6 separate regions of the Mus musculus genome follow, and all the other regions are linked to region 1. The links are chromatin loops, found by intact Hi-C in ENCODE. Cell type or tissue: left cerebral cortex. All regions are shown on one strand. Region 1 overlaps Ywhaz (tyrosine 3-monooxygenase/tryptophan 5-monooxygenase activation protein, zeta polypeptide). Region 2 has its middle 29 kb from the start of Gm34590. Region 3 overlaps Gm34590 (a long non-coding RNA gene). Region 4 has its middle 35 kb from the start of Gm41301. Region 5 holds the start of Gm41297 (a long non-coding RNA gene). Region 6 has its middle 27 kb from the start of Zfp706.

The links. Hi-C counts contacts between places; a loop is a spot of excess contacts. Peaks named below come from ENCODE experiments on the same cell type or tissue, not always from the same donor. Only the 100,000 strongest peaks of a DNase experiment are listed, where the experiment ranks them.
Region 2: it touches region 1 in a loop (6-fold over the local background); 5 of 42 quality-filtered maps call a loop at or near these places.
Region 3: it touches region 1 in a loop (7-fold over the local background); 19 of 42 quality-filtered maps call a loop at or near these places.
Region 4: a loop joins it to region 1, with 4 times the contacts of the local background. A loop is called at or near these places in 5 of 42 quality-filtered maps.
Region 5: it touches region 1 in a loop (3-fold over the local background); 15 of 42 quality-filtered maps call a loop at or near these places.
Region 6: a loop joins it to region 1, with 5 times the contacts of the local background. A loop is called at or near these places in 8 of 42 quality-filtered maps.

What each region holds. Positions count from the first base shown.
Region 1 is chr15:36,788,587-36,793,586 of GRCm38, reverse strand. It overlaps Ywhaz (tyrosine 3-monooxygenase/tryptophan 5-monooxygenase activation protein, zeta polypeptide), which reads left to right. Exons shown (of 7, transcript NM_011740.3): 2 at 1-108; 3 at 2,599-2,903. The coding sequence starts at 2,610. Among named protein-coding and RNA genes, the nearest start is that of Ywhaz, 3.5 kb to the left of the region's middle. In left cerebral cortex, a CTCF peak has its summit at 2,135; DNase peaks (open chromatin) are centred at 990 and 1,776; H3K4me3 peaks cover 5,000 bases; H3K27ac peaks cover 1,960 bases.
Region 2 is chr15:36,964,673-36,969,672 of GRCm38, reverse strand. No RefSeq gene overlaps it. Among named protein-coding and RNA genes, the nearest start is that of Gm34590, 29 kb to the right of the region's middle. In left cerebral cortex, a CTCF peak has its summit at 2,171; DNase peaks (open chromatin) are centred at 1,755, 2,149, 2,502, 3,002 and 2 more places; H3K4me3 peaks cover 1,292 bases; H3K27ac peaks cover 3,802 bases.
Region 3 is chr15:36,940,490-36,945,489 of GRCm38, reverse strand. Gm34590 (a long non-coding RNA gene) reads right to left here. Exons shown (of 8, transcript XR_875167.3): 3 at 2,686-2,826; 4 at 272-359. Among named protein-coding and RNA genes, the nearest start is that of Gm34590, 5.0 kb to the right of the region's middle. In left cerebral cortex, no CTCF peak of the experiment used is centred here; DNase peaks (open chromatin) are centred at 599, 1,858 and 2,259; H3K27ac peaks cover 4,409 bases.
Region 4 is chr15:37,097,926-37,102,925 of GRCm38, reverse strand. No RefSeq gene overlaps it. Among named protein-coding and RNA genes, the nearest start is that of Gm41301, 35 kb to the left of the region's middle. In left cerebral cortex, CTCF peaks have their summits at 572 (motif pointing right), 1,298 (motif pointing right) and 2,439 (motif pointing left); DNase peaks (open chromatin) are centred at 607, 2,409 and 2,828.
Region 5 is chr15:36,723,572-36,728,571 of GRCm38, reverse strand. It overlaps Gm41297 (a long non-coding RNA gene), which reads left to right and starts at 261. Exons shown (of 3, transcript XR_875152.2): 1 at 261-857. It overlaps A830021M18Rik (a long non-coding RNA gene), which reads right to left and starts at 2,327. Exons shown (of 3, transcript XR_875150.3): 1 at 1,604-2,327; 2 at 44-92. In left cerebral cortex, no CTCF peak of the experiment used is centred here; DNase peaks (open chromatin) are centred at 1,464, 1,877, 3,850, 4,062 and 3 more places; H3K4me3 peaks cover 2,003 bases; H3K27ac peaks cover 2,121 bases.
Region 6 is chr15:36,978,024-36,983,023 of GRCm38, reverse strand. No RefSeq gene overlaps it. Among named protein-coding and RNA genes, the nearest start is that of Zfp706, 27 kb to the left of the region's middle. In left cerebral cortex, a CTCF peak has its summit at 3,004; DNase peaks (open chromatin) are centred at 2,987, 3,284 and 4,999; H3K4me3 peaks cover 1,213 bases; H3K27ac peaks cover 2,973 bases.

The sequences.
Region 1 (5,000 bases):
AGCAGCCAGATCAGGGACAGAGTCTCAGCCTCGCCGCCACCGCTGCTGCCGCCGCCGCCCAGAGACCGCCGAGCCGCGTCCGTGTGCCGCCACCCACTCCGGACACAGGTGAGGAGCCGCCCGAGTCGGCCTCCGGTCCCTTCAGCCCGCCGCCGCGCTGCGGCCCGAGAGGGGTCTTCTCAGGAGGACCCGGGCGGCGGCTCGGCTCTGCCGGGCCCGGGCAGGCGCCCACCGCCGCCCCCGGCCGCTTGCTTCTGGCCTGCCGGGCTGCTCATCGCCCCGTTCTGGTCCCCGGGGTGGGGGTGGCGGATGAGGCGCCCACGCGCGAGACCCAGGGGCTCCCGCTCCCGAGGGCGACCGCGATCCGCCCCCGCCGGCACCCTGCTTCCGCCCGCGACTGTGACTCGGCCGTGGCGCAGGTGAGGCCGCCCCCACCCGGGGCGCCCCCGCCACCCCCTCCCCCACGGCGGGGGGCAGCCAGGTAGCACGCGGGGCTCTGGGGTGGGGCCCGCCAGGGACCCTGGGCTGGGCTCGCTGGGGCCCGCAATGCCAGAAAGGACTCTCGGGACGCGCGGTGGGGGAGGGGCGCGGCCAGAGCTAGGCGTGGGGGTACCGGGGCACGGGGTCCCCAGCGTCCTGGGCTGGTGGGAGGTTCGCATCTTTCCAGGAGCTGCGGCCCCAGGATGGGGGCTGCGCCTGTCTGGGTGGGGCCCTGCCCCTCCCCCTACCGCAGCTGTCGGGACATCGGGGCTTGGGTCGGACACCGGCGGAGGGGACCCTGGGCGGGAGCGGGGTGTGTCCGGCGCGGGCCGGCCGCGGTTCCGCTTCTGCGGGCGCGGATGGCATCGGGCCCCCGGGGAGGGTGATCTGCTCCCCCTCCACCACCACCCTCCGACTGGGGCGGGTGCACGGACTGCTCCTCCCTCTGCCCGGGTGGGGGGGCGATTCACAGTCGGAGTAGGTTGGGCTCCTTGACACAGTTCCGCCATGACAAAGAGAGTCGGGGACTAGCGCGGAGGCACCAGCCTGGGCGGAGCCAAGGAGGGGAGGTGGCTGCGGATGGCGCGGACGCAAGGACTAGCGCTTTAAAGTCACCGCTGCGCGGTTTCGGTTCGCCCCACCCTCCGGCCTCAGGCAGCCAAGGGTTAAGTGGGTGCGGCGAGTATTCCCGCAGTCTGAAGGCGAGGCCCAGGAGCGCTCGTTTTCCTGTGAGAAACCTAATCCACTTCCCCTTATCCGGGAGGTTGGCGGGGGAACGTTTGTACTGACTTAGGCTTACATCATTTTTGGAAGCAACATTTACCAGTGACCGTTTCTAATGTTAGATTTCGAGACCCCGGGGGAAGTATGGGTTCACAAATTTTAAATAGTTAATGCACGGAAGGTACTGTGTCTCGAATTTAAGCTAGCCCTATCCGTGTTTCTGTTCTGGACACTGCTCATTTGGCTACCAAAAAGAGGTCCTTTCTGGAAAGGTAAAGGAAAGAATTTCCATGGTGGGCGGCAGTGACTCTTTATTCCTACACTTAGTGCATTCAGGTTGTGACTTTTCATTAAAGTGTATTTTGTGGGATCACTATATGATTTAGAATTTTGCTCTTGGAATTGTTGAAGAAATGAGAAGTAAATTGGAATCTAGGGAACTTTAAAATTGAGCGAAAGAAAACTGGGGAAATATGAGGAAGACCAGCTTGAGGAGTTGTGACTGCTAGAAATCCTGCCGTGACTCCAGACTGCAGCAGGCAGCAGACATCGGAAGCGCTTGGCTCCCTCCATGTGCTGTGGACGCCCTAGTGCTCACTCAGAGTAGGAAGTGAGTGTGCCTGTGTGCTAGGCGAGAGTTCATAGGACGCTGTTTAGACACAGATTGGTCTTGGGCTTAGTGATTCCTGGTGGTATTGTGTTTAAGATAGTTTAAGCAGCAATTAGGCAGTTTTCTTCAGATAATTTTATACCATGATCAGCTGGCAAATGTTACAAGTGTAGTAGATCAGGGTGGGAGGGTGCTAAATAAAATAAAACTTAGTGGCTCTTTGATAAGAGTATATACATTAAAAAGCTAGAATATAATTACACTGACATGACTCACGATTCTGGAAGTATGCTTATAGGCATTGTAGGTCCCGGTCCCTAAACTGACCCGCACCCCCAATGCGCATTCCTGCATGCACACTAGAGGGAAAGTTGCTCAGGTGTACATCATTTAGTGTCGTTGGGATCTAGGGATCTTTGGCCAAGGAGAGTAGAGGTGGGTCTCTGGTTTTGTACCCCCTGCCCTGCAGCTTAAAGGTGGGTTTTTTTTTGTTTTGTTTGTTTGTTTTGGGTTTTTTTTTTTTAAGGAACTGGTGTCCATATATGCTTTGATCTTACTTGAAATTGGAATCTTCTGAACAGGTGGAACGCGCAGTTAATTTCACAACCTACTGTTAATATGCAGACTAGGCTAGTTTTCTGGTTGGTTGGGGTTGGGGGCTGCCTTTTAATTGCTCAAGCTGGTTTGAGGTACTGGTGTGCCTTATTTATTTATTTACTTATGACAGGTATGAGTATGTATTTTTCACAGGCGTTTTCTGAATGTTTTTCTTCTTCCCTTTACAGAATATCCAGTTATGGATAAAAATGAGCTGGTGCAGAAGGCCAAGCTGGCCGAGCAGGCAGAGCGATATGATGACATGGCAGCCTGCATGAAGTCTGTCACTGAGCAGGGAGCTGAGCTGTCGAATGAGGAGAGAAACCTTCTCTCTGTTGCTTATAAAAACGTTGTAGGAGCCCGTAGGTCATCGTGGAGGGTCGTCTCAAGTATTGAGCAGAAGACGGAAGGTGCTGAGAAAAAGCAGCAGATGGCTCGAGAATACAGAGAGAAGATCGAGACGGAGCTGCGTGACATCTGCAACGATGTACTGGTAAGAAAGAGTCTGTGAATCTGCCTCAGCTTCACGGGCGCCTTCACAGGGCCTCTGGTGCATTTTAGAAATTGGCTGTTACATAGATTAGAACTTGTCATCTAAAAGGTGCTATGGAACAATTGTAGAACGTTTCTGTAAAGTAATGAAAAACATTACTTGATGGTTTGTGTTTCTGTAGCACTAGAGCTGATACTCATAAATATATGTGGTATGGACTGTCTAGAGCCAGTTCCTGTCTGGATTAGCCGGTATAATAGAATGAGTCCTGGAGAAAACTGGATTGCAGTTGCTTGTGTGGATTTATTTGTTGTAAGTCAACTTTGAATGTTAACAACCAATGAAATAATCTCAATCTCGGCTTTCCAGGTTTTACAAGTGCTTAAGTATTTGGCACCTACTGTGTTGAAATACTTTGCTTCTAGGAGCTAAAGAGATTAAACAGTACATTTGTGTGGATTTCCTATTTTAAAAAATAATACGTTTTTTGTTTGTTTGCTTTTGTTTTGTTTTTTTTTTTTTTTTTACTAAGAAAATTTTGAGGGTAAAATCTAATAGAAGACTAATCAATTATTTTTCTAAGGCAGAATCTGTTTTACAGCCCAGACTAGGCTTAAACCTCACGTTGTTGGCTCTGCTGTCTTGGTCTCCCAAATGCTTAAAAGTCACTATGTCTTGCAAATTAGAATTCCTTTAAGACTATTTTTATTGATAGAAAAGTTTTCTAAATTGTACTTTTTTTGTTCTTCAAGGTGTTTTCAAGCTTTTTAAAGATTTAACCCATTTTAAGATAAAAACAACTGAGATCACAGCCTACTTAAAAAGCTTTTGCTTTGGGTACATTTTTATTTGTTTCTTTATATAATAGATTGTATGACTGCCATTTTTCCAAGGTTGAAAATTGCTATATTGAAGGTAAATCATATACCTATTTTAAAATTATGTAACTAAGAACATTTAAAATTGGATAGGTATCCACTTCATAATAATAATGTTTTAGGTATGTTTCTGCTTTTCTTGCTTAATCTGTTTATCACTAGATTTTATTCAGCCTAATAGGTTTTGTGGAGTTTTTTTTTTTTTTTTTCCTCCTAAGTACTGGTTTATATTTTGGTTTTGAAGGGTATAGTTAACAGATTGTACTTTCTCCTAAGAGGTAAAAGGGACATGCTAACCTCTTAGGCTCTTGCTGCAGCTCCAGGTAGGTGTTTGCATGTTTTCCATGGGCAGGCTATAGAGAAGTTCTCAAATTCTTGTGGCTTTTCCCAAGGAAAGACCAGGTGGTTTCTACTGTCTCCTTGGTTTCCTTATGAAGAAAACTGAAGTTATCTCTAAATAGCCTCTATTAAGGGTATGAAGGGGTTCTGGTCATTTCCTGCCTGCATGAGTGTGTCTCCATCAGGATGGTTCCAGCTTTTCACAAGGTCTGAGTCAGGGGTTCCCCTTGAAAGCTTAATTTCTTTCCCACACATGTGACTTAGAGAATTGTGAACAGGTTTTTGCCTCTAGTCTTGATCTTTTCAAAAGTACAGCTCTGGTTTATTACATATTAATGCTCAGATACCATTGAAAGGTTTCTTGAGAAAGAGGGCTATAGAATTAGGTCAGCAGTCCTGCTGGCATTCCAAGGCTTTGTTTTGCTTTTCAGCTTGAGAAGGCTCAGTAAATAAAGTGGGCTTCCTACCTGGCTTTTTCAAAGAAGCAGTGGTGACTCAAAATAGTTTTTATAAAATTCTTTCTTCCCTTTCTAGTGAAATAGAAGAGTAAAATTAGCCAAGACTTAACCTTAGTGGGGAAAATGCACCATTGTGCTTTATGAAATCTTGAGTGTGGTTCTTTCGCTGCTGTTGACCTATAGCATCAATGTGAGTAGAACTTAATTGTTCTAGTTGTTTGTATTAGCTGAGAAAAAATACTCTTGAACACCCCAGTCTAGCTATATGCCTCTATCAAGTGCTTAATGTGTATCATTTTAAAAGGAGACGTTTTCTTTCTTTTTCCTCTTGTTGGGAGTTGCAGTATTGACTGTGTAGACCAAACTCCCTTCATAAGTGAGAGGCCCCAGTCATTAGAGATATCTAATCATTGTTCATAAAC
Region 2 (5,000 bases), 180 kb before region 1:
CCCCAACCCCCTGCTTGAGAGTGTCATCCTCATCAGAATATAAGCTCTGAGAATTCAGCCAAATCTGCAAATGCACTGACTAGACCTGTCTCCACCCGCTAAGTGCATTCAGTTCTGTGGCTGTGCCTTTGAGTGCTTTGCTGTAATGTAGACATTCCCAGGACAGTACCAGGGAGTGTATGAGTCTATTAAGTGGAGTGGAGTGAAGGCTGTCTATGAAGGGTGAGTGAGGAGAGGAACTCTGCTAGCAGACATGGGACGTTCCCACGCCACTACTGTCTGGGGATCCTCCTCTCTGAAGGTGTGAGGTACAGGCAGACATCAGTGCCAGGGGAAGAGAGATGCTGTCTACCCTTTCATCTGCAAGAATCCCACTGGATGGATAAACTAGAACACAAAGGGTATGCAAGTCACTTTGATGCGGGGAGTATTCAGAGTTGATGTGACTCTGGAAAGCAAACCTGAGCATGGCAGACAATCAGACAGTGTGAGCTGAAGAACCCACTGCTCCTCTGCCTCCATGGCAGGGCCATGCAACCCTGCTGTTCTAGCTTTGTGTATCCATAGTAGTGGAGCATAGTGCCTCAGTTCTCACTGTTGAAACCATGATGAACAGCAGCATTCTGGTCTCTGCCAGAAGTCTTCCCATATGGACCCTAAAAGGTGATCATGTCAGCATGGCACAATAGGTACCCTCAAACAAAGAAGCAGGCAGGCACATGCACATACACATGCACAAATGCAGCATGGTGTTCTGTGAGCTCCTGGGAAGCCACCTAGCAATAGCAAGGTCACTTCCAATAGTCAGAGGGTATTTCAGACGGAGCTGCCCCCAGGAGCCTGGGTTTGGGAAGCAGGGACTAGATCCGGAGTCTGTCATTGACTAGGCAGATTTGGGTCTTCTCTGAAATAAGTGGACATTATAATCCTAATGGGGCATTGCTGGGATTAAAATGGAAATTTCTCTGCACATACTCCAGGCTATATGAAGCCACAATGGCTTCACACTGTTGTAGCTCTCATCCTTACTCATCCAGCCTGCTGAGTCCTTTAAGAATAAATACCTCTGAGATGAACAAAAATCAGGAGGAAAAGGGAAAGTAGAGGAGGGAGGATGAGGGGAGGATGGAGGAAGGAGGGGGGAGGAAGGAGGAAGAGGGGAGGAGGAGTGGGGAGGGAGGATGGAAGAAGAGAGGCAGGAAGGATGAGAGTGGGAGGAAAAAGGAGGGGAAGGAGGGGAAGGAAGAGGAGGAAAGACTTACAACAATGCCCATTTTGAAGTATTTTCTTGTGTTATTAGTACCTTGTACTTTTCCATGTTATCAAACATGATTGCAGCCAAAGTCCAAGAAGGCTACACAACGATTACCCTGCCTCTTCCAATGATGGAGAAATTGACACCTGAAAAGACTAACTCATTCAAGGTCAGACGCAGCAGTCGAATCCGCTGCAGCATCCTTCTGAAAGGGCAGCCTGCACAGCTTGTCTCCCCATGGCTGGCAGCAACGGCGCCACTCAGACTGCTACATGCATGGCTATTCAGGAGCCGCTCATCTGCTGCACGCTGAATCCTCTGACGTGTGTTTCACCATATTATAACCATGCCCTTCATTTGCAAACATTTCCGCCTGGCTGTGCCTATGAGCTGCAGAGCCATCGGGTTCGAGAGTCTACTCGATGCTAACACAGCCTCCCATTGTGCAGCCTACTTCTCTGCAGCTTCTCCTGGCAGAGGCAGAATGCTGACCCCCTGGCACCGCTGAGTGCTTTCCCTCATCAGTCTGAGATGCTGGAGTGGGTGTCTCACTATAGAGCCCCATCTCCAAAGGCACGGAGTGTGCATTAGCATGGTCTCCTTGGGAGAGGGTTATTTTTGTCTCTCGTCTTCAGGGATTGGTCCAAAATAGGGGAGGCAAGTATCAGGAGTACAGGAAGAATCAATGTCTCCAGCTCAGCAGAGAGCTGCTCAGAATCGTATTGTTACCATCTCCGCTATCACCCGGTGCCCCTGCAGCCCCAGAGTTCAGATCTAGTGGAAGGGAGCTACTCTTGGGCACAGCACCGAGCCCAGTACTGGGATCTTTCTGTGAGATTTCTCACCACACATTCCACGAGACAGACCTCGTTGCCATAGTTACCGGAGGATCACATGATAGCCTGGTTACTTAGATGTGTAGGAGAACAGATGAAACTGAGGGGGGCTTGGCGCAGCCTCGATGCTTCGCCTCCTAGCTGCGTGCGCATCCTTAGCCAGGCTCCAGGACCTGCCCCACTTACCACTTGCCTGCTCTAGGGGTTAATGGCCACATCATACATTGCTTTCACAATGAGATCGTGCCAAACGTCCCTCAAGGTCCTCTAGTTTCAGGAACCTTCTCTCTCTTCCTAGCCCCTTCCTTCCCTATCCCCTCTGCCCTGCAGAGGTGCTATAATTAAATAGCTGAGTGTGTGTGGCAGGGCCGGGGGTGCGGAAGAGCATGCAGCCCACAGCACTTGGATAACCTCTTCTCTAAACTCTGAGGCTGGCATGAGTCAGGGATTTAGAAGCTGTGATACAGCAGGACACGATGCTTAACGGGGGTGGAGAGGGAGTATGGATTTGTCCTGATGCTGAAGGGACTAGGTGGGGGGAGGGGGAGATCTCGCTTTCCTGAGCACAGGCAGAATGTGGGTAGGGTGGTGTGGATGGACCCTCAGCCTCAGAATTCTGGTAATGGTTACACTCTGAGCATCTCTAATGAGGAGTGGTGGCTACGGCACCCTGACAGTTCCTTCCTATAGAAAGGCCATGCCCGGGCAAAGCTTTTGGAGGGGGAAGCTCTGCTTTTCTCCTGGCCTTCTCTCTTCCCTCTGGCCTTGTGACCAGTTAGGGCATAGTCACATGTCAGCCTGCTGTGAGAGGTTGGTGAGTGGGCCCACCTAACAGCAGCATCTGCACAGTTCCCAGCACATCTGTGGGCCCAGCTCACACAGTGTCTTTCCAACTCATCCAACTCTCCTTGGCCAGCGTCTATAGATGGACCCAGGCCAGGAGAGTTAGCCAAGGCTCAGCCTGAAAGGAATTCTGTCCTGGCAGTGCTAGGTGATTCAAAGAACATTTTTTGGGTCCCTGCCTCAGAAAGCAAAGTATATTTAGAGGAGAAGAGTCAAATAACTTCGCAAATGTAACTAGATTTACAGGATTCACAGAACAAGGGCTGTAGTGACAAGAAGAGATTACTCTAAAGTGGACAAAGGAAGATGGAACCTCAGATCTCAGAGGTTTGTGAGACTGTCGAGTCAAGTGCAAAATATAATAGAATTTCTGAAGTTTTTCTAGCATAACTTTTAGTAAGATATGCTTCTGTCTTCCCTTTTATATGTATTAAATGTACACAAGTCTATCAGGTAGGACCAGACTGGGATAAGATTAATATACAAGCCGGGCAGTGGTGGCGCACGCCTTTAATCCCAGAACTCGGGAGGCAGAGGCAGGTGGATTTCTGAGTTTGAGGCCAGCCTGGTCTACAAAGTGAGTTCCATGATAGCCAAGGCTACACAAAGAAACCCAGTTTCAAAAAAACAAAACAAAAGATTAATATACAAGATGACAATGACTTAAACGAGAGTTTATGTCACCTAAGTGGAGCCTGGTAGTGAGCTGCCCAGAGCTGGTACGCTGTCTTCTCTGATGCTCTGACACCAACGTGTGGTTTCTGCTTCCTTATCTAAGGTGACTCTTGTGGTCCAGACAGTATGTCTGCATTCTGGGCAGCAGCAGCAGGAAACAGCTGCACACCTTCAGACAGGGACACTTGTGAAAAGTGGAAAATCTCACAGAAAGATCCCAGTGCTGGGCTTGGTGCTCTTCTCAGGCATTTCCACAGGGCAGAACTGATTTTTACGGACACAGCTAGCTGCAAAGGTTTCTGAGAAATGTAGTCTATTCTGATATGCCTTGTATCCACTGGGGAATGCCACACCAAGGAACTAGGAAAAAAGGGACCACGGGATGTTTTTACCACCGAATTGGTAGATTGGCCCATGAGTGTACTTACAGAGAAATAAATGCACGGTTGGAGCACAGCTAAAACCAGTTTTTGGCAGTGAGTTTAAAGATCATTACTATGGATCATATAGCTCTGAAACATATAATTAATTGAATAAAGGACTGTGGATGTCTTTTCATCATTTGCCATGGTTTGGAAAAACGTCTCCCCAAATCCCAGATGTTAAAGGCATGGTCTTTCAACTGTGGTGCTATTGAGAGATGGTGTAACCACTAAGAGGTGGGATCTAGTTAGAGGGTGTTGGGTCATTGAGAGCTTGTCTTTAGGACCCTGGCAACTACCTGCCACTCTCTGTCTACTTCTCTCTGCCATGTGCTCCCACCAAAACTCACTGTCTTCATATATTACCCAAAGATAATTGGGGCAATGTACCAAGAACAGAAACCTCCAACACCGTGAACTAAAATAAAGACTAAATTGACTTCTGCAGTACTTGTTACAGCAAAGGAATGCTGTTTAGCTCAACACCACTTGTTGTTTTCTTGCTGAGCAGTATGGGCAATCCACATGTGGATGAATCCCTCCCTAGCCCTCAGCCATGCAGCTGCTGAGACAGGGAACCATGGGTTCTAACTATTCTTAGTAGTCAGCTCATCTTACTCATGGACTCTGAATTGGTACAGGCTATAGAAAGCTGAACCTAGACCTGTCTTTCACTCTGAAAGAGCAAACACTTACCATGAAGCTGAGAGGACATGAAGGAAGAGGCTGTCCACATTCTGATAGGCTGCTCTGGAAATACAAATGAGACTCACACCCAGAGGAGAGAGAGCCACATAGCAAGGGGTGGGTCCTGTGATGTCAGGGAAGCTCATGTGTCCAACTATAAGCACAGACAGCATTCCTCAAGAACCGCTTTGGACTCCATGGGTGCTCTCACTCCTACCCTTGCCTAGAACTGGCAGAGCAATGCAGTGGACAGAACAAAGGACTGATGAGTTCTAAGTGCGC
Region 3 (5,000 bases), 150 kb before region 1:
GGTCAAATGGGGATGGTCACGTGACTAAAACCCCATCATTCAGAGGAGCTAGACTGAAGACAGACACTTGGGCCATCGGCACGCATGTAGCTTTAAAAGCTGACCAGCATGACCTAGTGGGAGAAAACAGGCCAGGAAGAAGATGGAGAAGTCTAGGAACAGCTGAGAACTTGAAGATGCATTTTACAGATGGAGGAACTGAGGTTCCAAGAAGCCAAGCCAATTGTCCAAGTATGGCAAAGCTTGCTTTCACCAGGGTCTGCGTACTTACCCTCCACTTCAATGCCTGTGGTTCCTCGGCTCTGCCACTTACACAGAAGATCAAGCAAATCAGCCTCCAGGAAGCTTTGTCTCCCTGTCTGTGAGGTGAGAGTAACGATAATTACACACACCACATCGGGCAATGTGAGTATAAAATAAATCAGCAGACACAATGGCTGGCCAGCAGTGACATTGTGGTGTCACAGAGTAAGGGGTTACAGGCCTCAAGCACAAGAAAAGCCAAGCAGCTTCGTGTCTCCACAGTCCGGCACGCTGGCTCCACTGTCGCTGTACAGGCGGGGAACTGAGGGGGACAGGCCTGTCTTAAAGAGAAACCCTTTTATGCTCGTTACCAGGGCAACCTTTGGTCCAGGATAAATCTAGTCTTGTCCTTATGCAAGTGGACTATGATGTCTTTCTTTTTTTGTCTTTAGAGACAAGGTCTCCCTATGTAGCCCTATGTAGTGTTCAAGCTAAGAGAGAGAGAGCTGGTGCTTCCATGTGAGCTCTTGGCCCCTTACTGTCTAGGCTGGCCCATCTGGGAACTCTCTGGCAATGCCTACTTAAGCTTGTTGGTTTTGGGTACCTCAGAGCCATCAAAGTGTAGCTAATGGGTGTTAGATTCACTAGTGCTAATCTCACACCCTTACCTAAGAGCTGGTGTTATCAGGTTCTGTGAATGATGAACCCAGAAAACTAAAAGTTTCAGGGTGTTCTGAGATGGCCCAGTCAGTAAAGGGCTTGCTATGCAAACCCAGACTTGAGTTTGATCCCCACTGCCTATGTAAAACTCAAGGAGTGGTACTGTGCATATGTAATTTCAATTACAGTGCCGGGAAGAAGATGGAGGCAGGAGGATTCCTGGGACTTGCTGACCAACCTAGCCAAGTTGGTGAGTCCAGGTCCCAGTGAGAAACTCTGTTTCAAAATGAGTAGACAGCTCCTAACAAGGTACACCCAAGTTTGATCTACACATACACCCATGCACACACACACACACACACATGCACACACAGGCACACACACACCTCAGTCACTTGGGTTCTACCCTCATGGGTTCCTCCAGAAAGGAAGAATTAAACAGTGAAAATAAATCAGAATTTCTTAAAACCTCCTTGGGACACATGCCTGGGCTTCACATCCTATCCACGGCCCTGTGATATTCTGACCTGAAAGCACTAAGCCCTTCAGGCAGCCGCAGGGTGGGAACTGCAGGACACCCTTGCATTGACCTACTTGCCTTTAGGAAGCAAGGTGGAACACAGGGTGGCTATGCTCTTCCTACACCTCAGATCTGACAGCCCAGCTTTTCAAAGCTCCACAGTACGGAGCTTTTGATTAGGGCAGAGAGAGCAGGCCCAGGAGGCCCAAGCTCAGCAGCAAATGTGGGTTTGAAGTGTTATTCTCGGCTCGCTGGGCCAGTGTCTCCGTTGTTCTCACTGCCTGGAGCAGACCTTTATAAAAGGGTAACTCTCTCTGTGCCAGAGCTTCTGTCTGGTTAGACCATGAGATTCTGGAATGTAAAAGAGGGCATCAGACCAGCCAACAAAAGTCCCTCAAGACGGGGCTGCAGAACAGGCCTGGCCCTGGGCGTGGGTCTCCTTCATTACTGCCGCTGTGCTGCCGGCTGCAATCAGCCTCCTGGAAGACGCTAACGAGCTCCCAGTCTGCAGCAGATGGTAGAAGGCTAGTGTTTGATTTTTCTTGTTCCACAAAAAAAAAAAAAAAGTGCTAACCAAGACACTCCTTTATTGTGCTTGATTTCAACAAAGCCATATATGAATTTTAACCCTTTTTAATCTGACCTCCCTCAGATCACACATCCAAGGAGCAACAGCCTCTTAGAACCCAGGGAGAAACTGCTCCCCGACATCTTTCTTTCTTCTGCTCTTCTGTGCTTTTTAATTTTTTTTCCCCTTTAGCTCACAGAAATCTCGATTTTTTTTTTTTTCTGAGCCTAGAGGAGCTGACTGAGGACCCAGTAGGTGTGGATTTCATTTTCTTCCTGAGACAAGCAGCGGTTACTAGGCTTTAGTTAATTTTACTCTCCCTTGAGACAGATCCACTGCCTTAACATACGCGCGCGCGCACACACACACTCGTACTCGCGTGCTAAAGCACACGTAAACTGCCCTAACACACCACACTCACACGTGAACTTATGAAGTAAATAGCTGCGGTCTGTCAAATCCCTTCCACGCAGGCACCCTGCGGAGCAGCGCCCTGACATTACTTTAACTCTCTTACTTCCTTCACCTTAACTGTCTCTGAAGTTAGGTGCTGCGAGCGTGCGACTAGCCCATTTCATAGAAAGGGAACTGAAGCTAACACATTTACCCAAGATCAAAGCGGCCAGGAAGGGACAGAACCCAAAGCCATTCCCAAGACAGAGCTTTGAGGTAGGTAGCCTTCTCTCTCTCTTACCCTCATGAATGGTGGCTGCCTGGATGAAGTCTCCAGGTTTCAGGCATTTGTCCTGACTTCAGATTCTTGTTTGGGGGTGAGATGTTGAGAGAGTCCCTTGTATAAAGAACCTTGAGCAATCTTAGGAGATGTTGTTCTAAACTTGGAGAGGGAAGAAAGAATCAACATCACATTCTGCCTAGAAAACCGCCTGAAGATGCCATGGCTTAAACCAGAAGCCATTGCTGCTCTCAGCTCTGTGAGCCAGGGCTTTGGGCAGTGTTCAGCCAGACAGTGAGGGTCAGGATGGCTCCAAGTGAGATGGCCAGACTGGCCAGATCTCAGAGCTCATTAGCTCAGTGCTTGGCACTGCTCATTGCCTCTGCCAAGATCAAAAACAGAAACTGCATCTTTCTGTCTCACTGAGACCCATCCAGTCGAAGGGCCTGCCTGAATTCAAGGGACGTGGAACAAATTTCCTTTGAAAGACTCAACAGCCCCTTGTATGTAAATATCTTTGCCAATCTACCTCGTGTGGTGTCTTGGTAGTGGCAGATAGCCAAGTGTTGGGCTAAAGTTACAGAAAATCCCACCATGGCCACTTGGGCTGAAAGGGAAAAGATTCCCCTAGAGATCACATTTCCCTCATTCTCTCATCCCTACTAGTAACAGGAGAAGTTATTTGTGGGACATGGACTGGCACCACTTGTCTGTTCCTTCAGATGGTGACAGTCTAGTGGTTCCCTGATCAATTGAGTCTAGTACAGGTGAGACACCCTCCCTTAACACAAGCAATCTACACATACCGTCTGCCAAGACAGACTGTGGGTAAGAGGAAGGGGCAGGGGGTGCCTGTCCCTTAGAGCACTTGGAGGCAATGTGACAGACATCGCAGTGATTGCCAAGCGAGGAAGGCAAAACTGACCTCATCTGCCAAGCACAACCAGCTCTGTGTGCCTCTAACAACGACAGAGCCAGTCAGTCCCTCATCAGAAAAACCCATCGAGAACTGTAAGGAGTTGGGGCCTTTTTAACTAGCAGGGCATGTTCAGTCATCTTATACAACACACTCAAGGTTAAACACAGGAAGGTGTGCTGGTGTCCTACTTAAGGTGTCTATTGCTGTGATGAGACACCAAGACCAAAAGCAACTTGGGGAGTGTGGTTTGAAAGAAATGGGCCCCATAGACTCAGCTGTTTGAATGCTTGGCCATAGGGAGTGGCACTATTAGGAGGTGTGGCTTGTTGGAGTAGGTGTGACCTTGTTGGAGGAAGGTGTCACTGGAGGGGCAGGCTTTGAGGTCTCTTGTACTTAAGCTACATCCAGTGTGGTACGCAGTGTCCTTCTGCTGCCTGTGGATCAAGATGTAGAACTCTCAGCTCCTTCTCCAGCACCATGTATGCCTGCATGCTGCCATGCTTCCTGCCATGATGATAATGGACTAAACTTCTGAACTGTAAGCCAGCCCCAATTAAATGTCCTTTGCAAGAGTTGCTGAGGTCCTAGTGTTTCTTCACAGTGATGAAACCCAAACTAAGACTAGGACGATAGGGTTTATTTGGCATATGCTTACAAATCACTTTCACCATGGAAAGAAGTCAAGGCAGGAAGTCAAACAGGGTAGGAACCTGGAGGCTGGAGCTGATGCAGAGGCCATGGAAGGGTGCTCACTGGCATACTTCATGTGGCTTGCTCAGTCTGGTGTCTTTAGCCCAGGGAATGCCCCACCCCTATCAATCACTAATTAAGAAAATGTCCTACAGACAAATCTCATGGAGACATTTTTCTTTCTTTCTTTTTTCTTTTTCTTTTGTTTTGTTTTGTTTGTTTTTTGAGACAGGGTTTCTCTGTGTAACCTTGACTATCCTGGAACTTACTCTAGACCAGGCTGGCCTCAAACTCAGAAATTCACCTGCCTCTGCCTCCCAAGTGCTGGGATTAAAGGAGTGCGCCACCACACCCGGCTGAGACATTTTTCAATAAAGGTTTCCTCCTTTCAGATGAGTCTAGCTTGTTTTAAATTGACATAAAAGGCCGGGCGTGGTGGCGCAAGCCTTTTATCCCAGCACTTGGGAGGCAGAGGCAGGCAGATTTCTGAGTTCAAGGCAAGCCTGGTCTATAGAGTGAGTTCCAGGACAGCCAAGGCTACACAGAGAAACCCTGTCTCGAAAAACCAAAAATATAAAAAAATAAAAAATAAAGTTGACATAAAGCTATCCAGCATACCTGGGATGGAAAAACACAGTAGACCATGACCAGAAGAAGTGTAACTGCAGCTTAAGGACTGCTAGGGCCAGGGGCATCCTAAGAGGTCACATTTAATCCAAACCATGAG
Region 4 (5,000 bases), 310 kb before region 1:
GGAGTGTAAAGACCTCACACCTGGCTTCTAAGACTATAGCTGACCTTAGATAGAGCTGACTTTGTCTCAGTTGTTTTATTGCCCAGTTCCTGCCAGTCTTTGCATTTTCATTCCTCTGTTCTGTGTAAGAGTCATTAAGCATCTGGTTACCTCATTTGTACCTTGCGAATATGTCACTCAACTTCCTTATTGTCTTTTGCATAAAAAGTCTGATGCTCGATTTGACATTACATTCAGATTCCACACGAACTCTCCTGTGTGCGTCTGTTTGTCACTCATCCTACGCTTTGTCCACCCGCAACTAGAGACCCGTTCCACGCAGACAAAGGGGCCCAGAGGGTCTGTGGCATTTCTCTATTCTGGTTTTATGTTTGTGAACCATGTGAAATCTTAACCACTGTATTGTGTTAGCTTCGCAAACACACACACAAACTGCACATACACAATGGTGTACTTCAAGCAGCTGGGTGTGTCCTGCATGCCCTTGGCCAGCCTTTCTTTCCAGCTAATCCACGGATTTAGCCTTTGAGGGAATTTTAGACTAACCCTAGTTTACCATTGTCCAGAAGATGGTGCTGTGGCCTGAGGGAAGGCAACCTGAAGGTAGAAACTGGCACTCTCTCTACCCCTAACAGCAGGCTTTTCTCTCAGTCTGGAGTCTGCATTGCTACATCCTCCTTTTCTCTGAAATCTTACAAACATTATTCATTCACCACAAGCCTGTGAATGTAAAATGTACAAACTGTGTAGCTATGTAGCCATTTGTCAGCAACAGCTCAGGACTTGCTCTGGCCCAGGCCTGATTCTAAGGCCTGGGGTGGGGGTGGGGGTGGGGGGTAAAGCAGACAGTTAAGTCTACACATGTACAAGAATTTTCCAATGGCTTAGCCAAACAACAGAAAGCAGTCTGGACTGCTTGCTGTCCTCAGATACTCAATTGAAAATAAGCAGGCTTTTTGTTTGTTTATTTGTTTGTTTTGTTTTTAGAAACAGAGTTTCTCTGTATAGCCCTGACTATCCTGAAACTTACTCTGTAGACCAGGCTGGCCTTGAACTCAGACATTTGTTTGCCTCTGCCTACAGAGTGCTGGGATTAAAGGCGTGTGCTACCACCACCCAGCTAACAAGCAGGCTTTTAAGGGGCAGGTGGGCAAGTATTTGGGGAGAAGTGACGTGTAGCACAGAGGCCTGAAAGTCTCCAGCTAGGTAACCCCAATGCATACATACCCCTTTCTGTTTAAGATTTATTCTTATTGCATGTATGCATGTGTCTGTAAGGTGATGCAGGATCCCCTGGAGACCAGGAGAGGGCAGTGGATCTGCTGGCCCTGGAGCTGCAGGTGGTTGGGAGCTGACTGGTGCTGGTTTGGGGTCCAGACATGGGTCCTCTGTGGGAGCAGTAGTGTTCTAACCACTGAGTCATCTCTCTAGCCCCTAGGGGAACACTTTATAGTGCCACCTCCCCTCATTTGTCCTGGTCCCCAAAGCCACAGCTCTCTTTCACTCTACTCAGTCACAGAAACTTTAAAACATACAAGACAGAGAAAGAGCACTCAAGAGAAAGTCAGTGTGTAGTACCACCCAGCTTCCAAGGTCACTAACAGATGGCCAGCCTTCTGGGGCTGCTCTCCATGGCTCAGAGGCCAATGTCAAAGAGCCGCTCTACTGGACAATCTGTTCCCTGTCTGTGCTAACTTCCAGAGGCTGCCCACTGCTTCTGACCATTCCTTCTCCCACTAACCACCCTGGTCTCCTGCGTCCCAGTTATAACGGTCCTTATGGTCACATTGCATATGGCCAGGCAACTTGAGATAAGCTCTGTATTTCAGCATCCGTAACTACCCTATCTGTAAAGTCAATTTGACTCAACTCCACAGTTGGGATTAGGAGGTAAGACAACTTTGTGGCCAATTTTGAGCTTAGCACAGGAGAGGGGAAAGCTATCAGATATCCAGACTCACAACCACCTCACAGCTGTGTCCTCTCTGAAGGTCTCTGTGGATGAATAACTGATAACAGCCACTGTGCTCCGGGAAACCTATCGATGGCCACTCATTTGAGGGGAGGCATCTGGGAACCTTTTGGTTTTGTAGCAGAAAATATGTAGCTCTTTTCTCTTGTGCATATGGAAATTTCTTAAAACTGTCAGTGTCCATTCATAACTAGCTGAATGGTTATCGTCATCACAGGAGACTGGTCGCGGGCTGATGCTATCTATTCTGCTTCTATTATATCGGCTCTGTGTCTACTTGGACCAGATCCGAGCATTGACTCACTTTGACAGTTGAAGATCACTGCTGCTGGGTACTTGGCTCTTCATGTAAGAAGTCCAGCTGCCGTGCTGGAAGGGAAATGTCTTGTCTTACAAGGGATTGCCCTGACTGGGTAGTAAAGGAAAGAAGGGACAGACAATCAGGTAGGTCGTGCTCCCTCTGCTGGAGCAGCACCATTACTGCACAGCAACCCAGAACCTAGGCTTTTTTTTTTTTTTTTTAAGTGCAGCATAGTGGGAGTGGCTCACTAGTCTACGTAGATCTCTCTGGAGAGGAGCAGTCTCAGGCTGCAGTTATCCAGCATGATGAAGCTGCAGTTGCTCATTTCTGCACATACTGCACACATCTCACTGAGAGAAAAAGACTTTACCATTCCTCCATTTCACCGGGGCGGGGGCGGGGCGGGGGCGGGGCGGGGCGGGGTGCTGCTCCCCGTGCATCTGAGGCTGTGGGGTTTTTGACATAGCCTATCATGTCAACAACACACACTCACTCAGAGCTTCCCCTGCTTCCACACAGGGTTACCTTGGTTACTAAGAAATGCAAAGGACCCAAGTCACATGCTTATCAGTTGCCTTCTGTTGTGATAAAACTCTGTGACTAAAAGTAACTCAGGAAGGAAGAGTTTCTGTTGACTTACGGTTCCAGAGGGGAGAATCCATAATGGTGAGAGAGTCCTGGCAGCAGGCAGCCTTAGCAGGGAGCTGACAGGTGACATCTTCTACTGTAAACACAAAGCAAAGAATGAACTGTAGTACTGGAAATGGCTAAGCTATAACAAGCTTTTTCCTAGGCTCCATAATTCCCCTCAAACAATGCCACCAACTGGGGGCCAACTATTTAAATATGTGAGCCTATGATGGACATTTCTTAGTCAAATCACCACAGCGTCGTAATTGTCCCTACTAGATATACGAGCAAGGCCATTGCTCTACACCAGACCAATGGTCAGATGGACAATACCGTATCAAGGACGAGGAAACCGCCAAGGCACGTTCTCCCAGAACTCCTGATCCACAGAGCAATGAGTGATAGGAAAGGAGATGCAATATGAAGCCCTCTATCTTGGGGTTGCTTGTTACACAGCAACAGTGATCTCATTGGAGACTGTTACATAGTACACTGTGTGCTAGCTGCATTCTGTAGATCCTGGGAGTAGAAACTGAAGGGTGTCCAGCATCAAGTCCAAGTCCACCTCATAGACAATGCTGGGCTTCTTCTCCCCACACATGAAAGGCTGATGAGTCAGCTTACAGCCAAAGCAGGGACCATGGTCAGGGAGGGCGGGTCAACAGAACTGCTTAGGGTGGCAAATGGAAGACAAACAACTCTGTTGTGTCAGAAAGCCTGTTTCAGCTCTAGTTACAAGGGTGTAAGTGGAGAATAGCAGTTCTCTGCTTCTTTTAATATTGTCTCTAAGTGTGGGTGTTATTAAAGGTTTGACATAATCTGATGTTACATTCTAACTCATTTTTAATATTGAACAGAAGAAAAGGCCAGGGGAATAGTCTTTACCCTCCTGAGAGTTTGAGAAGTAACATATTACTTGCTAATGTATTATGCAATCCATGTGTTATATAATTTACGGACAAGTTTATTCCTCTCCTGTCCTAAAATGACCCTTCTCTCTTGTTTGTCTTCTCTGCTTCACATGCAGTAATGCCTTTCCTACAGTGTGGTAAAAACATGTTTTCAGACTGTATGTGAGTCTGAGACTGCTTATTTTAAAGTCGTTTTCAGAAAGATATAAACATGCATGCAGGCACTCACACATGAACACATTCTTTTCTTGTGTATTAAGATTCCAGTGTTGATATTCACACAGGAACACACACACACACATGCACGCACACACACACACACACATGCACGCACGCAAGCACGCACGCACGTGCGCACACTCACACGTACACATGCACTCCTTTCTTGTCTAGTAAGATTTCTGTGTTGATATTCTCCCAGGAAGTCATAGAGAGTTCCTAGAGTAGCGCATGAGTGTTACTTACTAGCCAGCCCATAATAGGTCAAAGCAGAAGGGAAGGGAGGGCACTCACATAGGTACAGACAGAAGCCTAGGAAAGCAGGACGCCACAGCCACAAACGGGTGGAGGTGGGTAACTCTCCACTTTGGCAGACCGTCTGACTATGCTAAGTTGGTCTTTCCTGCCTGGAGAATGGAGGTACAGCTTCTGTGTGCCTGAAGTCATCTGAGGAAGACACATTGAGTGCCTGCTGCAGGTCCCACAGCCAGCCCAGGGGAAGGTGTCCTACTCGGACTCCAGGAGGGATGCTTTGTACTAATGCTGAGAATTCAGTGGTGACCAGGTGGATGGAGAGGCCTGAATCCTGTAGCATCATTAACCTCTGCTGTGCACACAGAGAGGCCTACAGTAGCAGACACCTTCTTGAGACCACCAAGCACACCGTCAGCTCTGAACAAATCAGAACGCAAGACCTGAAGTTCTAAATTCAGGTTGTATGTTGTTTTCCAAGTCTTCAAGCACCATCTAGTGAAATTTTCCCCATTAAGACCAATAAGTAGTTATAAAGCATGGGCTTTTTTTTTTCCAAGACGGGGTTTCTCTGTATAGCCCTGGCTGTCCTGGAACTCACTTTGTAGACCAGGCTGGCCTCGAACTCAGAAATCCGCCTGCCTCTGCCTCCCGAGTGCTGGGATTAAAGGCGTGTGCCACCATGCCCGGCTAAAACGTGAGCTTTAAGTGAATG
Region 5 (5,000 bases), 65 kb after region 1:
GTGGGCAAGGCAATGGAGCAGTGTTTCTCAGTGGTTATCATACCACAGTCCAGGTAGAATCTTGTCACTGTGCCCATATCTTCTTCGGAGACCTGGGGGGGGGGGGGGTAAACTGTCAAGATTTGGAAGTCTCTATCTATCATAATAAGTTAAAACATTTAACATTACATTTATCAGATTTCTGACAAGATTGAGAGCCAGTATCTATTATGCATATCTGAGTTAGACAACCGCTGTTTGTTTAATTATTTGTTCTAGAACACATCTAGCAAATAAAGAAAGCACATTGGAACTTAATGGCAGTAGCAAAAACAAGGCTAGAAACATATATTTAAGGCAGTGGTCTTTAACTTTTAAATGTTTAGAAATCATTATTTACCAAAGCAGGATAGACGGGAAAACTGTATCTTAATTGCTAAGTGACTTTGGCAAGCTGCACTCCTAAAGGCAGCGAACTGGGGACTGCCTGTAACAAATATGGCACTGAAGCTACAACCAGCCACATGACTGCCCTCATCTAAGATGGCACTGAAGCAATAGCATAGCAAAACCTTATCTGCCTACAACAAAGACAGTCACAGAACTTCCCCTAGTTAAGATGGCGCTAAAAGTCACTGTTATCCCCTAGAATGGAGCTGTAGGAATGTGCCTGTGTGACTTAGAATGGAACAACAGAAGCATTACAAAGACAAACATACTGATGAATCTAAGCAGTGCAGCGTGAGGGGCGTGGCTTGGCGGCAAGCGATGGCTACGGGAGTGTGCCTGTGGCTTGGCAGAGCAGAATATCAGCATGGGGGTCAAGAGTAGAGAGCAGCGCCTGAAGCAGCGTTCTGTCTTCTAGCAACTCTGCTCAGGTTGGAGAGCAAGTGTGCTCCAGGCACTCAGGGCGGTGGGGCGCGCGCGAGAGATCACGCCGTGCCACAGAGCACTGGGTGGCAGGGTTGAGTAGGCGGGGCTGGGGGGCCGTAGCTGCAGCTGTGTCCTTGCTGCCAGAGCTCTAGTCAACTGGCTGCTGTGGAGTCAGGTCAAACAGGGAGGGAGACAGCAAGGGGGAATGTGGAGAGCTCAGGATTGTCAGGCAGCACCGCCCTGAACAGAGAGTGAGGGGCGGATGGAAAGTACGTGGTGGCGGCAGAATCAGGGGAGCAGGGAACCGGGAGTGGAGAGCAAGCAGCAAGAAAACGTGGGGTAGGGAATGGTCTACAGATCGCTAGCTAGAGAGTTGTAAAAGTTTGCTATTAAAGTTCCAGTAAACGGCCATTTAGAGTTATTCTTTGATGGGTATAGGGGCCAAATTTTAACCAGGAGACGTGCTAGCAAAGATATTCCCTTCTGGGTGAGAATAGGAGCAAGTGACTTCCCCGTTCCCCGGTGTCTCTAGTACAAATGTGATAGCTAGAAACAGAGGCAGCCAAAACAGATCACCAGCCACGCAGTGAACTAGCAGCTGAGCTGCGGGACCAGTGCACGAGCTGTGTGTGGGGCTCAGAGCCTGAGGGAGGATGGTTTGCCTAAGCGTAGGATTTTTTCAGCAGTGTGCAAGAGAAGCCAAGAGAAAAACCGTCAGAGAAAGAGAGACAGAGACAGAGAGAGCACTCACCCAGGGGTAGAGGTCCGAGAACGAAGCATCAGTAAGAAGACCAGGACACCACGGGGTGGCTGCAAGCTCAACAGCCCTCCCTTGGGACCAGAGGGCGTTTATGCTGACCAGTGAGAGTAGGGAGCTTTACCAATTCTCCAGTGCTTGGGTGGAGAGGTCTAGCAAGAGATCCATCCCATGGCTGCAAAGTCCATGTGGCAGCACGGAAATATGAGCTCATGCAACCTGTGAGTTTCTAAATCCCAGGCACAGCACCCGTGTTGGTAGAGGCGCTGTATGGTGGGTGAGGTGGAAGGGCTGCCTCCACAGGCCCCCGCTGAGGCATCCCCTCCCCCTGAGGCATGGTATGGAGTTTATTTAGGGCATGGGGAAGGTGGGAGGCAGAGAAAGGCGGGAGGTGGGGAGAGGAGAGGGAGAAGCAGGCCAGGAACACATGGGGAGAGGAAGGGGGGAGCGGGAGAAGGGGCAGGTAGTAAGAAAGAGGATCAGACAGCGAGGAAGAGACATGCAGACCCTTTTAGAGTGAGCCAGGCATACCTGGCTATTGCCAGGTCATGCCAACAGTAACTTCTGCTCTTTAGCAGCCTGTAGTGACATTAATTCTCTTTACATTTAGACAATTTAAGTGTCTAAAGATTGGTGACCCAACCAGGAGAGCAATAGCAAAGCATTATATGGCAAGCATTTGTACCACACTCCCTTGTGACATAGCCCAGCCCATCAAAGGTCTGTACCACACCCTCTTGTGACATAGCCCAGCCCATCAAGTACCAGCATCCTCCCAGGTGTATGTTAGCTTCCTCCAGCTGTGGGCCGCGTTGGGTGCCAGAAGTGCTTCTCTGTCCTCTGTTTCCTCCCTCAGGGTGTCCAGGCACCAGGCTTGAAGGATGAAGTGGAGTCTGGAACAGGTTGGGACTGGCTCTCAGTCCAGCTGAACTCACATGTGGGCATGGGGTGGAGGGCTTCACCAAGGAAGGCCTTCTCTGGCGATTTTAGTCTTACAGCTCTTTTAGATGACTCCCAATGAAGTGGCTCTTAGATGGTCTTCAGTGAAATAGCTGGTGCTCACTTACTTTATTTGGGTGGACAAGGGCTGTATATGAACTTTGGAGAGTGGAGAGGAGTTTTCAGGGTGAATGTTGATGACTGGCTGGAGCTCAGTGAACTGGGAACGCCTCTTTTGTGTGGAAAAGCTCTCCAGGAATCCCAGGTATTTGCTGGGCAGGTTCTTATGGGGTGTAGGGAGAGGAATTTGTAGGTTTGCCAAGGACCCCATTACCTTCCTCAGGTAGAGGATGGGGGGGTAGTCAGAGAAGTGGAAGCCCTGCTAGAAAAAGGGAATTCTCCATTTTGTGCTGAGCTCAGAGGAGCTACACAAAACATGGGGATGTTCCATTAGCTGAATGTTGCTAGAGGAGTGATCTTACACGCGTTCGCAACCGGCCAGGAAAGACGCAACAAACCAGAATCTTCTGCGGCAAAGCTTTATTGCTTACTCAGGAGCAAGAGAGGAAGAGCGCGGCAGAGAGAGGCAGAGAGGAAGAGAGAGAGAGAGAGACACAGAGAGACGCAGAGAGAGAGGCAGAGAGAGGGGCAGAGAGGGAGAGAGGCAGAGAGCAGAGGAAGAGAGCAGAGGAAAAGACGAAGAGGCGAAGAGATGAAGAGAAGAAGAAACGAAGAGACGAAGAGGCGAAGAGAAAGAGTGCCAGAACCCCGTCCCTTTTAAGGAGAATTATCCTCCGCCTAGGACGTGTCGCTCCCTGATTGGCTGCAGCCCATTGGCCCAGTTGTCATCACAAAAAAGGCAGAGCACATGGCGGGAAAACTGCCCCTGCACATGTGCAGATTATTTACTACTTAGAACACAGCTGTCAGCGCCATCTTATAATGGCAAATGTGAGTGCGGCTCCCCACAGAGTGAAGCCCAAAGACTTGTGTCAAGGTGCTCATGAGTCCAGCATGGGACAGTCTGGGAAAGCCGGAGTTTATGGAGTTTATAGGTCAGTGGTCTCCAGAGGTTGGCAGATGAAGATGCAGAATACAGGTTTCTTCAGCTATTCCTCATATTTTGAGGGTGGCATACACCATTTTGCTCAAAGCCTGTAGAATAGAGACAGAAGTGGGGGCTGATGCAGAGCTAGAACACACTACAGTGGCACACTCGTTGTAACAACTCCAAAACACGTTTGTGTCCAGTGACAAACACTGCCCTCCCCCTCTGCTGGCTCCCCTCCAGCTTCCTACAATCCACCACATACAAGGTGACATCAGACCAGAGGAGCGGCTCTAAGACTTCTCTCCATGATGCAACTAGTGTATGAGCTGTCCTGATTATCCAGGGTCCACACCAGGCTGCTGGCTAAGTATCTTGAACTATGCTGCTGAGTCTACTAGGGAGAATTTTAAGAAAACCTCCTCCCTGGATTAAGGAGTGGGGGAGGTTATGTTGGCTTTTTCCTTGCTTCCTTTCTCCCTGCCTTAACATATGGTGGAGCAGTGTGACAGCCATCTTGTGATGACAGGGTAGCAAGAAGATGGATATGTTCTGGGTCCCTGATGGACCGACGCTGCACCAAACCTAGAGCTGGCTTTTCTCTGAATGCTTTAGGGCATGAGACAAGATGGCTGAATACTGCAAATGGAAGCCTTACTTCCATTGTTGTTACTTTCGGATTAACTCAAGCTGGGAGGGAGGTGTTTGAAAAGGAAAGCAAGGCTCAGGAAAGCAGGAGACCTTACTCAGGCTCAGGAAAGCAGCTTGGGCTGAAGGGAAAGAGTTTCCCATCAGCCTTGCCTGCTGTTAACCCTGATCCTTCCTCATTCCTACTCAGACCCTTACTCGGCATTCTCGAGTCATTACCAAGCACACTTAAAAGAAACCATTTACAAACTAAAAAGAGATATACTTGGTTCACAGCCATGCAGGTTTAAGCCTGAGGCTGAGTACTCACTCATATTAGTCTGGGCTTCTGGTCACATTTCGAGGCAGGAGCTGAAGACAAGAGACTCTCTTCTCAGGATTTCCTTGGATGACCCTCCTCCAACCCCCCACCCTAACCTATCTGCGGAGACCCTATCTGTGGAGGCGTTTGCCTTGGCCTGGCGGGAGGGTTCAAGTGAAGGGGTAGGGGTATGAGCAGGGAGGGGGAAATGACTCCACCCGCCTTCTAGTGCTGCTACTGTTACTGTGCTGTCTACACCCGCCAAGCTGGCTGGCGAGCAGAGAGCAGGGGAGCTTCTGCTCTCAAAAGCTTCGGGAGAGCGTTCTCTTCCCAGGCAGTGCTACAGCTCTTGTGACGGATGCTCTCAGATGATGGAGTCATTCTCACACAACTCTATTCCTTCTGGATAGGAGCTTATATACAGTTTGGGGTGGGTGGGTCTGACAGCAGGTGCT
Region 6 (5,000 bases), 190 kb before region 1:
CATGCAGATTGTCCGGGGAAGGTGGCGTGGTAACAGTCAGAAAAGCAAGGACAATGTTTGGGCACTAGCAGGACCCTTGGCTGCCCTAGAGCTCATTCTGAGGTCACATGGAGACTCCTGGATGAAGAAACCCGTTTCAGTGAGGTTAGACTGGAGACTGTAAAAGCTGTAGGTGATTCCATGGTCAGAAAGCAAAAGTGAATTTGGTATAAGAGGGATGGGGACCTTAAATGTCAGTTCTGTCCTAGTCAGTCACATGACCAGTGGAAGAGGAAAGCAGCCGGGGCATGAGAGAGAGAGGTGCTGGGTAGTGTACCCCTCTCTAACGGTGTGATCAGACAGGCTGCCCAGGTGCTAAGAGGACAGATTCTGGGTCACGTACTGCCTTTTGTATTCAATTTAGAGTACTCAAGGATGGGAGAGGGGTGGCTTCAGGACTCTGCACTGCAAAAATATTTGATTCTATTTAAAAATACAGTTTAGCGACACTGGGCTACAGCATCTTGCTGCCTAAGATTCCGTGAGTATACGAACTACAGCTTGAACATCTTGTTAAAGCTTGGCTGCACTTACCTTATGTGACAAACACAGACATGATTTCTGTAGAGGTAAGCTTCCAAAAACCTAGGAGCTGGGATATAGCTCAGTTAGGGCATATGCCAAGGACCTGGGTTAAATCCCCAGTGTGCCTACCCTATCCCCCGCAGATATTTTCCTAATGCCAAGGTATGTGGATTTTCAGCTCTGCGTGCTAGAGTCACCTGGAGAATAATTAAAACTACAAATACCTGAGCTTACTGCAGACCACTTAAGTCACTTTACTGAGGCCTAGGCGTGGTTGGCTGCTGTTGCTTTAAGCTTTCCAGGTGGTTCAGTGTAGCCATAGTTGAGAATCATTATTTTAAGTGTAGCATTTTTTGAAAGCTCTTTCCTATGTGACATCCATTTTTTTTCCACATGAACAAGTAACCCTTTCTGCTTCTCCATCAAATACCTTGTTCTCAAAATTACAAAAGGTGGAACAAATGTGTTTGAAAGAGCATCCTGCCTAGAAGATGTGCACAATGTGTTTGTGTCTCCAGGCCCTGGAATCATGTTAGGGAACTGGAAATATTTTTTGATCTATATGAATACCTGCATGTTTTTAAAGCTTAGGGAAAATGAGAGCGAAGAGTCTGAAAGGAACTGAGTAATGAACGTAACACACTAGATTGGAGGAGTTCTTTCCTGAAAAAAAAATTACAAAATGCATAGTTTAAGCATGCAGTTTGTAATTGGACATGGTGGTATATTCCTGTCCATTCTAGCATCCAGAAGATAGAAACAGGAGGGTCGGAAGTTTGAGGCCACCTAAGAACACGTGACTAAAGGTCAGCCTGGATGCATGCTAAGACAGCAACAAAGAACAATGTTTATGAATGAAACTTTAAGAAGGAAAAACAGGCCGTTCCTACCTAGTCCTAACATCTGTCCCAGAGCCTCCAAACAGTGTTGCCTGATCTGATGGAGTGAGCTAAACTCAATTGATCCTGTTTAGGCAAATTCACAACTGCTTGGCCAGCCTTCCCCAAATCCCACTGGCACTGGAGTGAGAGAGGTTAGCCCTCCTTGGGGCTCCCCCTGCCTGGTTCTGAGACGCATTCAAGCTGTTGCTGTGACCTCTGTATTTATGAGAGTGAATTTTAACAGTGGATCTTTTCAGAGTGGTGCTGTCCTCTAGCCAGGGAGGAATGTATGCTGGGGTGTGGATCAGCCACTACAGCTACTCCTCACGATTCCTTTCCAAACCTTTCCCCCTCCCCACAGCTAGGAAATAATACACGGCACTCTGCATCGGCTTGCTGGTTTCCTGGACTCCCTTGGCTGTGATTTTCCAGCTTTAACTGGTCACAAGATCTGAAGCAGACCATGGACAGCTGTGGTCCCTGCTCACTGTGCACACACAGCTTCTGTGTTCTGAAACCGTGCTGGTCAAGTTCACCAACTTCAGATTGGCCAGAGAGACAGCAGATTCTATAGATGAAGCTGGAGACTGACTGTGGGGGCATTTTTATCTCTACTCACTAGATACATATCTAATCGCATTGTTTTTTTCTGAAATTATTATTTTTTGAGATAATCTAGCATAGAACTTCATTCCTTTTCATTGTTCCCAGGTCAGTTAGTTGTAGACAAAGATAAATTTGCTCTCCAGATAGAAATTATTTACCATAAGACGATTTTCAAAAGTTCTATCTGATTTTTGTTCTGTGTATGGGTGTTTTGCCTACATGTACCACGTGTGTGTCTGGTGTCCGAGGAGGCCAGAAAAAGGAATTAGATTCCCTGGACTGGAGTTACAGTTGTGAGCAGTTGTTCAGGTACTGGAGATCAAACTGAAGTTCTCTGAAGAGCAGACAGTGTTCTTAACCTCTGAGCGGTCCGTTTAGCCCCTTAAGGTCTATATTTTGGACTATAGGCTCAGCCGCATGAAGCAAAACCAACATCTTGGCAACAATATGACAACCGACTCTTCTTAGGTTGATAGAGTAATAGGCTGCACGCCAGGCCCTACTCCAGGGCCCTGGTGATGACTAGGAATCCAGTTCATGCCTTACTGCTGCATCTCTGAGGAGTAGCCCTCATGGGCAGAGTCCAGATACCCATAGCAGCTGCATCTTGATCCAAGCCAGGAAAGAGGAATAAGGGAGGAGGGTCCGCCTAAGAGGAAGCACTCATGCCCGCTGCCCCTCCCCCACCCCAACGAAAAGGAAATCTAGAAAATGTCACTATGAGGTATCCTGTAAAAAAACGCTATGGAGAGGGGGAAAGAACAGACTCCAGGGCACAATTAACAGTCTCTCCAGAATATTCCTGCAGGGAATTCCAGAGGAGGCAAGGCAGTGGGTGATCCAAGCAGGGAATCGTCTTTCTCTTACCAAAAGTGTAGTTTCAGGCCTCAGGTGGCTCCACCCACACAAAGTCTGGCTCTCTGCATCCCTCAAGCTGGTGGTGGGCTGCTCTCCCGCTAGGTGGCCAGGAGCACCGGCTTCTGCCCCGCCTACTCCCTGTGGCCTCATTAGCATATTGCACGACCTGCCTATGGGGTCGTAGGTGAAGAGCTGGTCGCAAAGGTAAGGGAGGGAGTGGGTGTCGATGCAAAGCTATTTAGAAAAGAAATCTGTTTTTTTTTTTTTTTCTGTGTGCCTCTTCTGTATGAGCACCGTCTGCTTTCTTGTCGTTGCACGCGTCACTTGTCACCAGAACGTTTTTCCGTTGTCTCCTGGGCGTTTGTCTTACCCTTCTAGAGTCAGCCACTCCTCCCTCTTCTCCTAGCATTCAAGCAAACCCACATACATTCCCTTCCCTCGCTTTGCTTTTGGAAACAGAACGCTGCTTTCTGTTAACAGAAAGAAGAAAGGGGTGTGGGGTGGGGGAGCCAACGGTTCCATCTCTATGTCCACATGGCGGATCTCAAGGCAGGATTCTTTTCCACCTGTGTGGAACTTTAATTAGTTCAAGTGGGAGGTCTGTGCCAAGAAATAGGGTGCGCTTTTGTCGCAGTGGGGATCAGCCAAGCAGATTTCCTCCCTCACTGCCGTTTCACACCAAACCCCACTCTCAGCTTTTTTGCTGAAGCTCTGTCTGTGTATTAGACCCAGGGTCTGAAGACGGCCAGGAGCTGCCCCACAGACCCACGGGAGCAGAACACAAGCACCAGCAACGGCTTGTCACACTTAGCTTCTCTTCTCAGCCTCACACCCACCCTACTATGAAATAAGCCATGACACCCCCATTTGACTGATGATAATAATTAGTGGATGGATAAGTGTGTCAGAGAATATTTTCAAGTATTGCCTAAGGTTAAAGATGGATATAACATTTCAACAGTAACAGTGTGCTACATGCTATCCTCTTGCTATGGTCCAAGGTCGCTGCCATTGCTCTGGCTTCCACAGTTCTAACCCTCAGTCAGGTTTGCCCTTTCCTGCTTTGGTGTGTGGTCAGGAGGGCATAAGCGACGTCCATCATTCTGCTGACTTAAATTTTTCTACCTGGAGCTTTGGAGGGTCACTTTGAGTCTGACACAAGAGAGGAAAGCTATACTGGTGCACTACCTGAGAACCAGACATTTGCAGGCTGGAGCTCCACGGTGAAGTGCTTTGCTCAGCATGTGCTAAGCCTGGGTTTGTTCCCCAGCACTGAAAAAATAATGCATAAAGCTTAAAGAACAGGGAGCTAGAGAGGTAGCCTAGCAGTTACGAACTCTGCTCTTCCTGAAGACCCAGCTGAACTCCCAGGACACACAAGGTGGTTCACAATCTTCATTAACTCCAGTTCCAAGGGACACTCTCTTCTGGCTTCCACAGGCACCAGGCATGCACATGACATATAGACATGCATGCAGACAAAACACCAATATATACAAAACAATAATAGAAAGATAAAATAACATATATATATATATATATATATATATATCCTTTCAGAAACCTGATTATTTCCTTTCTAATGGAAATTCTGGGTGTTTACATGCAATACTCTATACTTGAAAAGGAGAAAGAGTATCTCCTGGGATAATAACTGGCTGTTGTTTGGTTGGTCTCATTTTTTTATATATAAGAAATAAGTTCGAGGCCATCCTGGTCTACAGAGTGAGTTCCAGGACAGCCAGGGCTACACAGAGAAACCCTGTCTTGAAAAACCAAAAAAAAAAAAAAAAGAAAAGAAAGAAATAGCCTGTTGTCACATGTGTGACTCTCAGCTTGCACTATTGCTTGGGGATTGTTTTTTATTCAGAATAGCAAAATGTACAGTTTGCTTCAAAAACGCACTGGAATGAGAGTATGGCCGAATCTCCCAAACATGTTTCCTCGTGGCTCTAGATGAGCTCTCTGGAGACAAAGTACAAGTTTTAAAGTCTCTAGGAAACTTTGAGACTGTCATTTCTAATGTGAACTGAGTGCAGCTGACTCAGCTCCCACACTCCTCCTCAACTCTCGAGCTCATATGGCTTTCTT